2 separate regions of the Homo sapiens genome follow, and region 2 is linked to region 1. Evidence: chromatin contacts called from ENCODE Hi-C data. All regions are on one chromosome and are shown on one strand. The core of a region is the stretch at or near the end of the contact, and the rest is flanking DNA. Distances in the headings are between cores, read along the strand shown.

Evidence for each region. Hi-C counts contacts between places; a loop is a spot of excess contacts on that map. Pooled maps may share reads with other maps.
Region 2: a map with no recorded cell type shows a loop between it and region 1 (13-fold over the local background). The contact joins the promoter of TXLNG here to the promoter of TRAPPC2 in region 1. A Hi-C loop is called at or near these places in 2 of 37 single-sample maps with no recorded cell type and 7 of 50 pooled maps.

The regions. Positions count from the first base shown.
Region 1 is chrX:13,731,230-13,736,051 of GRCh38, forward strand. TRAPPC2 (trafficking protein particle complex subunit 2) reads right to left here and starts at 3,391. Exons shown (of 6, transcript NM_001011658.4): 1 at 3,296-3,391; 2 at 2,815-2,956. It overlaps OFD1 (OFD1 centriole and centriolar satellite protein), which reads left to right and starts at 3,519. Exons shown (of 23, transcript NM_003611.3): 1 at 3,519-3,854; 2 at 4,019-4,117. The coding sequence starts at 3,843. RefSeq lists enhancers at 2,893-4,092, 3,861-4,432.
Region 2 is chrX:16,783,403-16,788,408 of GRCh38, forward strand. TXLNG (taxilin gamma) reads left to right here and starts at 3,064. Exons shown (of 10, transcript NM_018360.3): 1 at 3,064-3,187. The coding sequence starts at 3,086. LOC124905250 (a long non-coding RNA gene) reads right to left here and starts at 2,864. Exons shown (of 2, transcript XR_007068398.1): 1 at 2,668-2,864; 2 at 2,258-2,561. RefSeq lists enhancers at 2,460-2,659, 2,631-3,363 and a silencer at 3,410-3,849.

The DNA of each region.
Region 1 (4,822 bases), core at 2,141-4,640:
TCCTATTTTCAGAAACAGGAAAAAGGCTTATCTCCTAGTCTATAACAGGGTACATTCAGAGCGACTAGAACACCAACAGAAACGTGTATTAAATGTTTATTTTCAGTCAGATGCCATGCCAGGCACTTTTATTATACATTAACTCATTTAATGTGAATCCCTAGATAAAAACAGATTATTCATTCATATACTCCTGGTTGTACTAGAACAAGTCATACCAAATTTACATTTTTTGTTTCTGAAGGGAGATACGGTAGGTAAACAGAAAGTCATTTTACGAAATATTTTGGTATCTACCTAAGAACAAACTGGAGTCCTGGAGCCTGAGTGAAAATACAGTCTTGCTAGAATGTTGCCCTCCATGAGAGCAGATACACCATTCGTCTCATTCACTATGGTATACCTAGAGCTACAACAGTGCCAGGGACCCAGAAAGCACTCATTATTTGCTGAATGAGGGATGGCTCATAGCCGACTTGAGTGTCAATACTCGGAGAACATTGGGTGCTCCGTGTCAATTTATGGCACAGGGTCTCTAGTAAGGCTTTGAGGTTGACCTTAACCTAGTCTAGCTCAGTATTTGAATCAATAACTTGAATGAAGATAACTTATCACATTCAAAGATAACACCAAGGGCAGCTAACTTATTAGAAGGCAGAAGTTAGGATTAAAAAAGATCTCCATGGCTAGGAGAGTAAGGTGAAATTAACAAGATAGAAGTTAAGAGGATAAGAAAGCAAGCCCTGTACTTGGGCTTAAAAATCAACTGTACAAAAGGACAAGGGAAACCTAGATTAAGAACAGTTCATCTACATCAACCCAAAAGTTCTGCAAGCTCAGTAAGAGGCAAAAGTCTGATAGGTTTGTCAAAAAAGCTAATCAATTCTAGGTGGCATTAAGAGCAAGGTCAGGGAGAATGCTGATGTCCTCTTCAATAATATTATCATCTTTGGGGAAGGTACTCAGTTCTGGGAATCATATTGTAAAAGGATCAATAACTCTGTGTGTTACAGGGGAAGGGAGGGCAGGATCTAGGCTAGGAAATGCTCTGGAAACCAGACAAGAGCAACTGAAGTAACAGAGGATGTTTAAACGGAGTAGGGGAGACCTTTTTGGGGTGGAAAGGGAGTGGGGTACAGCACAGTACTATCTTTAAATACGATAAGCTATCTAATGAAAAAGGGACTTGGCTAGGGATGGCAAATGAGTTTCCTTTCATAAGCGAATTCTAATCAACTGGTAGTGACTGCCAGGAACTGGCGCTGAGAAAGATTCTGAGACTAAATGTGGTCACCAGGAAAGAATGCTGTGATCAATTATCCATGTCTGCTATGAATTTGGGGAAGTGCAGTACCTACAGGAGGGCCAAGTATTTGCTGACTCTGGACTACACAGACTTATTCCAAACCGTTCCATAGGCCAAGCCCAGGGCTGCTCATTTGAAGTCACTGGGAAACTAGAAACTAAGGGGTGGGTGGAACACCAACAGTGCCAGAGTGGGAGGATGCTCAGTGAACTTGGAAGTCTCTTAAGTTGTAGACAAATGCAAGATAAAACTCATGGACTCCAGTTCCAAAGACATCCATTTTTGTAGCATGCCTCTTTACAACCTCTATAGAAGAGCTTCTAGAAAAACTGCCCTGTGCTCGCGAGAGCAGTGATTTCAGTTGTTCCATAAACCTGGGGTCATGAGACTAAACTGGTATGGCATGGGACATGTCTATTACAATGAGGAGGGGCAGTAGGAATACTACTGATAGGTCTTTAATGTGACATTTTTCTATTAATATTATAAGCAATTCTCCCTCCCCTAGAAGTTATGCTAGTTTTTGGAGAACATTTTATCTAATTATATTCATGTATTCAACTGTGGGACCAAAGGTGGAGGTGGGAGTAAGGGGGTCTTCAGGAACATTTTTTTTTTTTAAACAGTGGACAAGTGATTCTACTTAACAACATTTACAACATATCAACATCTTTTTAGAACACTGTTTTCATCATTCCACTCAAAAGCCTTTGATGCATCTCAGCTACAGGATCATGTACTAGTATTCAAGATTCCCACATTGCTCCACGTGTCTTTTCTCAGCCCTATTGTTCCACCTCTGCTAGCGTTGACTCGTTTACTTATTTTTTCTCCCAAATTCACTTTGACTATATCGAGTTCAGAGCTACTATCATTTCTCTCTTCATGCCTGGAATGTTCTCCTTTATTCTGTCTGCAACCACTACCCATCCTTTAAAATCCAACTAAGCCTCTCCTCCTTTTCCATTGTTTCCAACAAAAACTTACAGGTTCTCCACCTCCTATGAAGTCCTGTCACTCTTACTGCCTCTTAAATACTTTAAGTTTTTCACAGCCAGAGATCAAAACTCATCGTACTCATCTTCAATGCTGTACACAAAGCTGACATCCAATTCTGTCCTCACAGGACTTAGATACCATATAAGGCTTATATTCCCAGCACACAACTCTGGAGTCAGGCTAGATTCCTCACTGCTCCCAAGAAGGTCGTGGCTTTTTTTTTTCTTTTAATGATTCCTTTGCTCATTTTTCCCCTTCCTGTGATGTTCTCCTTTTTGCTCACCACCCGAATCCTACCCATCAAGGCCCCGATAAAGACACACTTTTTCCACAGAGATGATCTGGATCACTTCCATCTTCAACCACCTCCCCTTTAAACTCTTTATCCAGTCTACAATGTATCTTAGTTCTTGTTCAATTCTCTGGCTGTAACATTTTCATTATCGCTTCTGAGAGGTTTGGTTCCTTTCCTTTCTAATTACATTTAAGCATCATGAGGACTGGCTCACCTTTACCTCACAGCACACAATGGTTGGTACTCTAAAACGTTTAGCTCTGTGGATCTCAACCCGGAGCGATCTTGCTTCCAAGAGGACATCTGGCAATATCTGGAGACATCTTTGGTTGTCACACTTGGGGGAGAAGGTGATACTGACAAAATAGAGAGCAAGGATACAGCTAAACCTACAATGCACAGGACAGCCTCCCAAAACAAAGAATCTTCCGGCTCCAAAAGGCAACAGTGCAGCCGTTAAGAAACCCTGGGTTAGCTGAATGACCCAGTGAACCGCGAAACCACAGCCCCCGAGAGGGCGGACGTCTGCAGGTGGAAGGGCTGCGCGGATGAGCCAGCGGAGGGCTGGCAGGTCCGGCCCGGCCACCCCGGGGAGGGGTGGAGGTACAGGACCAACATCCGCGTCACGCAGGGGCTACGAAGTCCTCCAGGGACTCAAAACACCCGCCCCCCGCCGCACTTGCTCCATTCCCTACCTGCAGTGGGAGGCCGACAACGGAAACGCAATGTCAGTTTCCGCGGAAGAGACCCGCGCCCCGAACCTGTAGCCAGAACGCCGAAGCAGTTCTCGCGATACCCTGGGATGTGCTCTCGCGATACGTAGGCGGAGCTTCCGGCCGGTGCTGGGCAACCAAGCTCATGCGCCGTAGCTCTTCAGCTCGGGAAGGCTATATTTAGCAGGTTTCCGGAAGTTGCCGGACTGGCTGTGAGGCGGTCCTGCCTCGCTGCCTTCAGTCCCTAGTGTCTGGGTCCCCGCCCTCCAGCCGCCTTTGAGTCGTGCCTGGGTCCTCGCCCTTGCCTCAGAACCGCGAAGAAAGGAAGCTCGCGTGTTTGCTAGAAAACCTAGTTGGGAGTGCGAGGCAGAGAACGTTCAGCACCTTTGTTCCTCCCGAACCCTCGGGACAGAGGCAGGGTTCTGAGGGCAGGGATTCCCCCTCGTCTTGGCCCCACCGCCCGGGCTGGGCACTAAACTCGGGCCGCGGCGGGGCGAGCGAGGCGGGCTCCGGAGGGAGCTGACGCCTGATGATGGCGCAGGTAGACACACCTGCCCCTTCTCGGGCGGAAATAAAGTCTTGTTTTGTGTTCGTTAAACTTTCGCCGCTAGGCCTCTTATGGCTTCCCCGGAGGCCACTGGTCTGTTTTCAGACGTTCACGTTCCCTCTGCCCCGCAGGTAACCTATAACCATTTTGTCTTTTAGTCCAACATGTTTACCGTGGCTGATGTGTTGAGTCAAGATGAACTGCGCAAAAAGCTATACCAGACGTTTAAGGATCGGGGTATACTGGATACACTCAAGGTATCGGATTTAGGCGTATCTGTGTCAGCTTTTACAAGTGTAACCTGTAACAGGTAGTTCAAATTCAATCAAGGTTTAGGTTTTAATAATCGTATGATACATAGATTGTATTGGTGAATTACATTTTTATATTCCCGAATAACTCTGTATCCTGAAACATTACAGTCTCTTGAAAATGTTTGAGAAAATGTTGAGTTTGAGTCGTCTTAAAGGAGCATATTCAAATAATTAATTGAACTGACAATAAGATAGGAGAAGGAAATATTTGTATAATGAACACAGTAAGATTAGGCTTGTTTTATAAATATGGCTTATAGGTTCCTAAATTAATAAGTGGGTTTGTAATACATTTGGATGAAGGACATTGACACCATATAGAAAATACTAGTGTACTGCTTAATAATAGTTTGGGAAATGAAAAATTTTATCTTTAAACTATATTGAAATGTATGAATGTTTAGTTTGGGCAGAAAATACCTATTAGTATGCTTTATATTTGGATTAACAGCCAGGAGTAGGATTAGCTCAACGTGTTTTCATTGAAATATGCATTTCAAAAGCATATTTTACGTTTAAAATATGTAGCTATATCCTGTGTATGTATCCTTTTTTAATTTAAATTATATGGTGAGCATTTCCCTGTTTCCTTAAAAGTTTTTTGAAATCTTCATTTTCAGTGGCAACAGGCTTATCTTTGGATATTTT
Region 2 (5,006 bases), core at 1,814-4,313, 3.1 Mb after region 1:
GTCAGGCTGGTTTCAAACCCCTGACCTCAGGTGATCCGCCCTCCTCTGCCTCCCAAAGTACTGGGATTACAGGCGTGAGCCACAGCGCCCGGCTTTTTTATTTGATAACTTTATTTATTTAGAGACGAGGTCTCGCTTTGTCGCCTACGCTGGTTTCAAACTCCGGGGCTCAGGCGATGCTCTTGCCTCAGCCTCCTAAACTGCTGAGATTACAGGTGTGAGCCACGCCTGCAGGCACAGTTAAAAGACAATAGTCCTGGCGCAAAGGTGAGATCAATGTAAACAGAACATTGGATGACCCTTAAAGTCTTGGACATAAAGAAAGGATAGGCCAGGCATTGCGGCTCAAGCCCGTAATCCCAGCACTTTGGGAGGACGAGTTGGGCAGAGGACGAGTCGGGCAGAGCACTTGTGGCCAGGAGTTTGAGAGCAGCCTGGCCAACATGGCGAAACCCCATCTCTACTAAAAATGCAAAAATTAGCCGGGTGTGGTGGTGCACGCCAGTAATCCCAGCTACTAGGGAGGCTGAGACACGAGAATTCCTTGAACCTGGGAGGTGCAGATTGCAGTGGGCTGAGATCATGCCACTGCACTCCAGCCTGGGCGACAGAGCAAGACTCTGCATTAAAAAAAAAAAAAAAAAGAGGCCAGGCACGGTGGCTCAGGCCTGTAATCCCAGCACTTTGGGAGGCCGAGGTGGACGGATCACAAGGTCAAGAGATGAAGACCATTCTGGCGAACGTGGTGAAACCCCCTCTCTACTAAAAATAGAAAAATTAGCTGGGCGTGGTGGGGCGCGCCTGTAATCCCAGCTACTTGGGAGGCTGAGGCAGGAGAATCACTTGAACCCGGGAGGCAGAGGTTGCAGTGAGCCGAGATTGGCCACTGCACTCCAGCTTGGGCAACAAGAGCAAAACTCTGTCTCAAAAAAAAAAAAAAAAAAAAAGATATGCATTTAATTCAATTAAATATTTTTCATTTCTCTGAAGGCTTGGGGTTAATGGCATAGTTCTTTTCTTTTCTTTTTATTTTTTGAGACGGAGTCTCGCTCTTGTTGCCCAGGCTAGAGTGCAATGGCGTGATCCCGGCTTACTGCAACCTCCGCCTCCCGGGTTCAAGCGATTCTCCTGCCTCAGCCTCCCTAGTAGCTGGGATTGCAGGCACGTGTCACCACGCCTGGCTAATTCTATTTTTAGCACAGACCGGGTTTCACCACGTTGGTCAGGCTGGTCTTGAACTTCTGACCTCAGGTGATCCGCCCGCCTCGGCCTCCCAAAGTGCCGGGGTTACAGGCGTGAGCCACCGTGGCCGGCCTCTTTCCTTAATAAAGATAACTTTATTGATTTTTTTCATTCCATACATACTTAAACAATATAGAAAATCATGAAATTTGAAACCAGCCTGGGCAACATAATGCCCCATCTCTAAAAAAAAATTTTTTTTTGAGGAATAACTTACTTTTGTGTGTGTGTGTGTGATGGAGTTTCTCCTCACCCAGGCTGGAGTGTTCAATGGCACGATCTTGGCTCACTGCAACCTCTGCTGCCCGGGTTCAAGCGATTCTCCTGTCTCAGATCCCAAATAGCTGGAATTACAGAAGCCCACCACCGGCTGGGGGCGGTTGCTCACACCTGTAATCCCAGCACTTTGGGAGGCCGAGGAGGGCAGATCAGGGGGTCAGAAGTTCAAGACCAGCCTGGCCAACATGGTGAAACCCCTCTCTCTACTAAAAATACAAAAATTAGCCCAGCGTGGTGGCACGTGCCTGCAATCCCAGCTACTCGGGAGGCTGAGGCAGGAGAATTGCTTGAACCTGGGAGGCGGAGGTTGCAGTGAGCTGAGATCGTGCCACTGCACTCCAGCTTTGGGTGACAGCAAGACTCCGTCTTGGGAAAACAAAAACAAAGAAAAAAGAAAAGCCCACCACCACCACCATGCCCGGCTAATTTTTGTATTTTTAGTAGAGACGGAGTTTCACTGTGTTGGCCAGGCTGGTCTGGAACTCCTGACCTTGTGATCCACCCGCCTCGGTCCCCCAAGGTGTTGGCATTACAGGCGTGAGCCACCGCGCCCGGCCTCATAATGAATTATTTAAGACAATATATCAGGATTTCATGATGGTCTGTGCCTTTCAGAAGCTCGGCCATTGGAGATCTGGTTCCATCAGATGGAAATAGGGAATATTCCTGAGGAAATCTCCCCTCTCCCCCCCAACATCATATCAATAAAAAAAAAAATTCGGTTCAGCAAACCGAGTTTGTTGAAAAAATTTAGGTAATGAAACGAGTAAATGGGGTGGGAGAAAGCAGGATACATTCAACATGAATGAAGTGCCAAGTAAGTGTGCAGAAGCCGGGGCGGTTCAACCAAGGTGAATAGAATGCGGCACCTATCCCGCGGGAGCTCGGGACAAGTAAACCGTGGTAACAACTCTGGTGGAGGGGCAGGGCTCGGGGCAGGTGCCCGAGCACGAAACTTCAAATTCTAAGAGCCAATACACCTTCCGTCTTGAAAGTCGTGAAGTATTTTCCCTTATCCCCAAATCATTCGCGCCCAATTCCTAAGAACGGCAACAAAAACAAAAACACAAGAATGTGTCGCCGATCGTGCTCCTTCTCAAACACGGGGATATTTCTAAACTTTCCGCGAAAGATCATAACGAGTACCTTCCTATAGCCAGACATCGCCCCCAGAAACCGCAAGTCCCACTAGGATGCACACGAAGCACACTGGGTGCAGCACTCTCCCCTTTTCAGAACGCCGCCTTATGTCCCAATCCCGATCCGAGCCTGCGAGCTGTGGCCGCACGCCCTGCTGGGACTTGTAGTCCACTCCCGAGTCCCATTCCCGATCCGCGCAGACTCACACGGCCTCTATCTGCCCTTCGGTCTTGCTGAAGCCCAGCCCAGTATTCAATGCTCCCCATCCCCATCTCGCTCCGTCCCCTCGGGGGCCAACCTCCTCCGGTCACGTGGGAAGTCTCACATGCGGCGATTGGTCGTGGGGGCTCGGGGGCGGGGCGAAAGGCCCTGCGAGATTCTGTGCCCCTTGTCGGGCCGCTTGTTTGGCTGCTGCCGTCACCTCATGGCGACGCGGGTAGAGGAGGCAGCGCGGGGAAGAGGCGGCGGCGCCGAAGAGGCGACTGAGGCCGGACGGGGCGGACGGCGACGCAGCCCGCGGCAGAAGGTCAGTCAGGGGGACGCCCTCGTTGTTGTCGGGCCCGGGGGATGTTTGGGCTCCCTTTTTCAGGGTCCACCTCTTCTCTCTCCCTGGTTACCTATAGCCACGGGACGAACATCCGGTCTTCTTCCCTCCCGGGGGTGACGACAGTGGGAGCAGGTGGGGGGGGGTGGGACCGCGATGGATGGGGTGGGAAGGGACGACGGTTGGGGTTTGGCGGCGCGCGGCGGGGAAGCCGGGAGGGAGGGCAGGGGGCGCACGCGGTTCTAAGGGAGAAGGGGTGCGAGGCGGGGGTGCGCCAGGTGTGACAGCCACGTGCGGCCAGCACCGCGGGGATCCGGGCGCCAGGCGTTCCTTCTCCCAGTCACCGCCGTCACCGTGCTCCCGGCGCTGAGCGCCGCCGTCCGGGGGCTCGCTGGGGTCGTGGGCTCGCCCTCCTGGCGTCGGGCAGGTGCGCAGGGCGCGCTGCGGGGTGCCCCCGGGCTGCTCAGGCTAGGCTGTTGCGCAGTAAGATAACCGCGCGGGAGCCGGGGTGTGCTTGGCCCCCCTTCCCCCGCCCCCCTGCGCTCCCCGCCACTGCGCGGGCGGGCAGGCGAGCGGGTGAGTGTCGCAGGGCCGGTGCGAGCGGGACGCTCGGCCCCCGGGACCTAGACCCCGGGGCTCCGAGGGCTTGGCTGCACGTGGGGCCGGGGATGGATGGGGAGGCGATGCTGGAGGACCTCGGTCCTGCAGAGTTGGGATATCGCATGATAGCTGGTCCTCCCAGTCCTATTTACCACCCTCCTCTTTTTTCCCCTCTTTTTTTTCTTTCATTTATTATTTTTTTAATTTGATGAGTGGAAACTTGAATGCCTTCCCGACCCTGGCCTTGGGTCTTTCTTAATCTGGGAAACAGGCCGGACTGTTCCCCTTGCCTTACTTGACTCACGTCAAGGAGTTTTCAGTCCCTCCCTAGATACAGGAAAATTGAGACCTCTTTCAGAACGGGACAATTCCACTTGTTCTGGAGCTCAGTGGGTGGAGTTTGAAAAAGATTGCACAACGAACGGGGTACAGGGTTTTCGGGGCCCTGGAATGGATAATTGCGGGGACTGAGACTGGGAAGGTGGGAACCCCATCTCTTTTTTTCCTTGCAGGTGAACATACTGAAACGTTCGACTTGTTGGATATCTTGCTTGATCACCGAGGGCTATTTAATATTACTTAATTATGTATTTGAACACTCTTAACTCCTGTATGAAATTACGAAATAATATTTTTCTAATGCAATTCATAAACTTCAAATGGGAGAACAAAGGTCCAGTTTACGTCTGAGCAGAGTGTTAAGAATTAGCTTTTTGGGGCCTGTTTCTAAGGTCAGGTATTTTCATGTTTCTGCATGACAGTGTTACTACTTCTCAATTACCTCTCTTTCTTTCTCTCCCTCTCTTTGTATTCTAAAAGAAAGATCCAGTGCTTGCAGGACTGAAAAAGAAGCTGTGGACCAATGTCCTGTAAGGGATTCAACACCATCACTTTGGACACTTCACTTATTCCCTAAGGGTGGAGTGCCAATCTCAGTGTTTGATTTCGTAGGTTCCCCAGGGGAGGAGGACTCTGATAAAAAGCCACTGCAATTGAGGATATAAGTTCCCTTTTATGACACTGGGATAAGGACAAAAAGTCGTTGAATTAGGAACTGAGGTTTAATCAACTAGCATTTAAAATAACCAAGATAGGAGGTAATGACCCTTTGAGGTGCAGAGCTCTGGTTAACAGCTGGATAGGAATAGTCATGTGTGTGTCTACTCATTTTTGTTTATGTACCTCATACTCCATTCTTCTT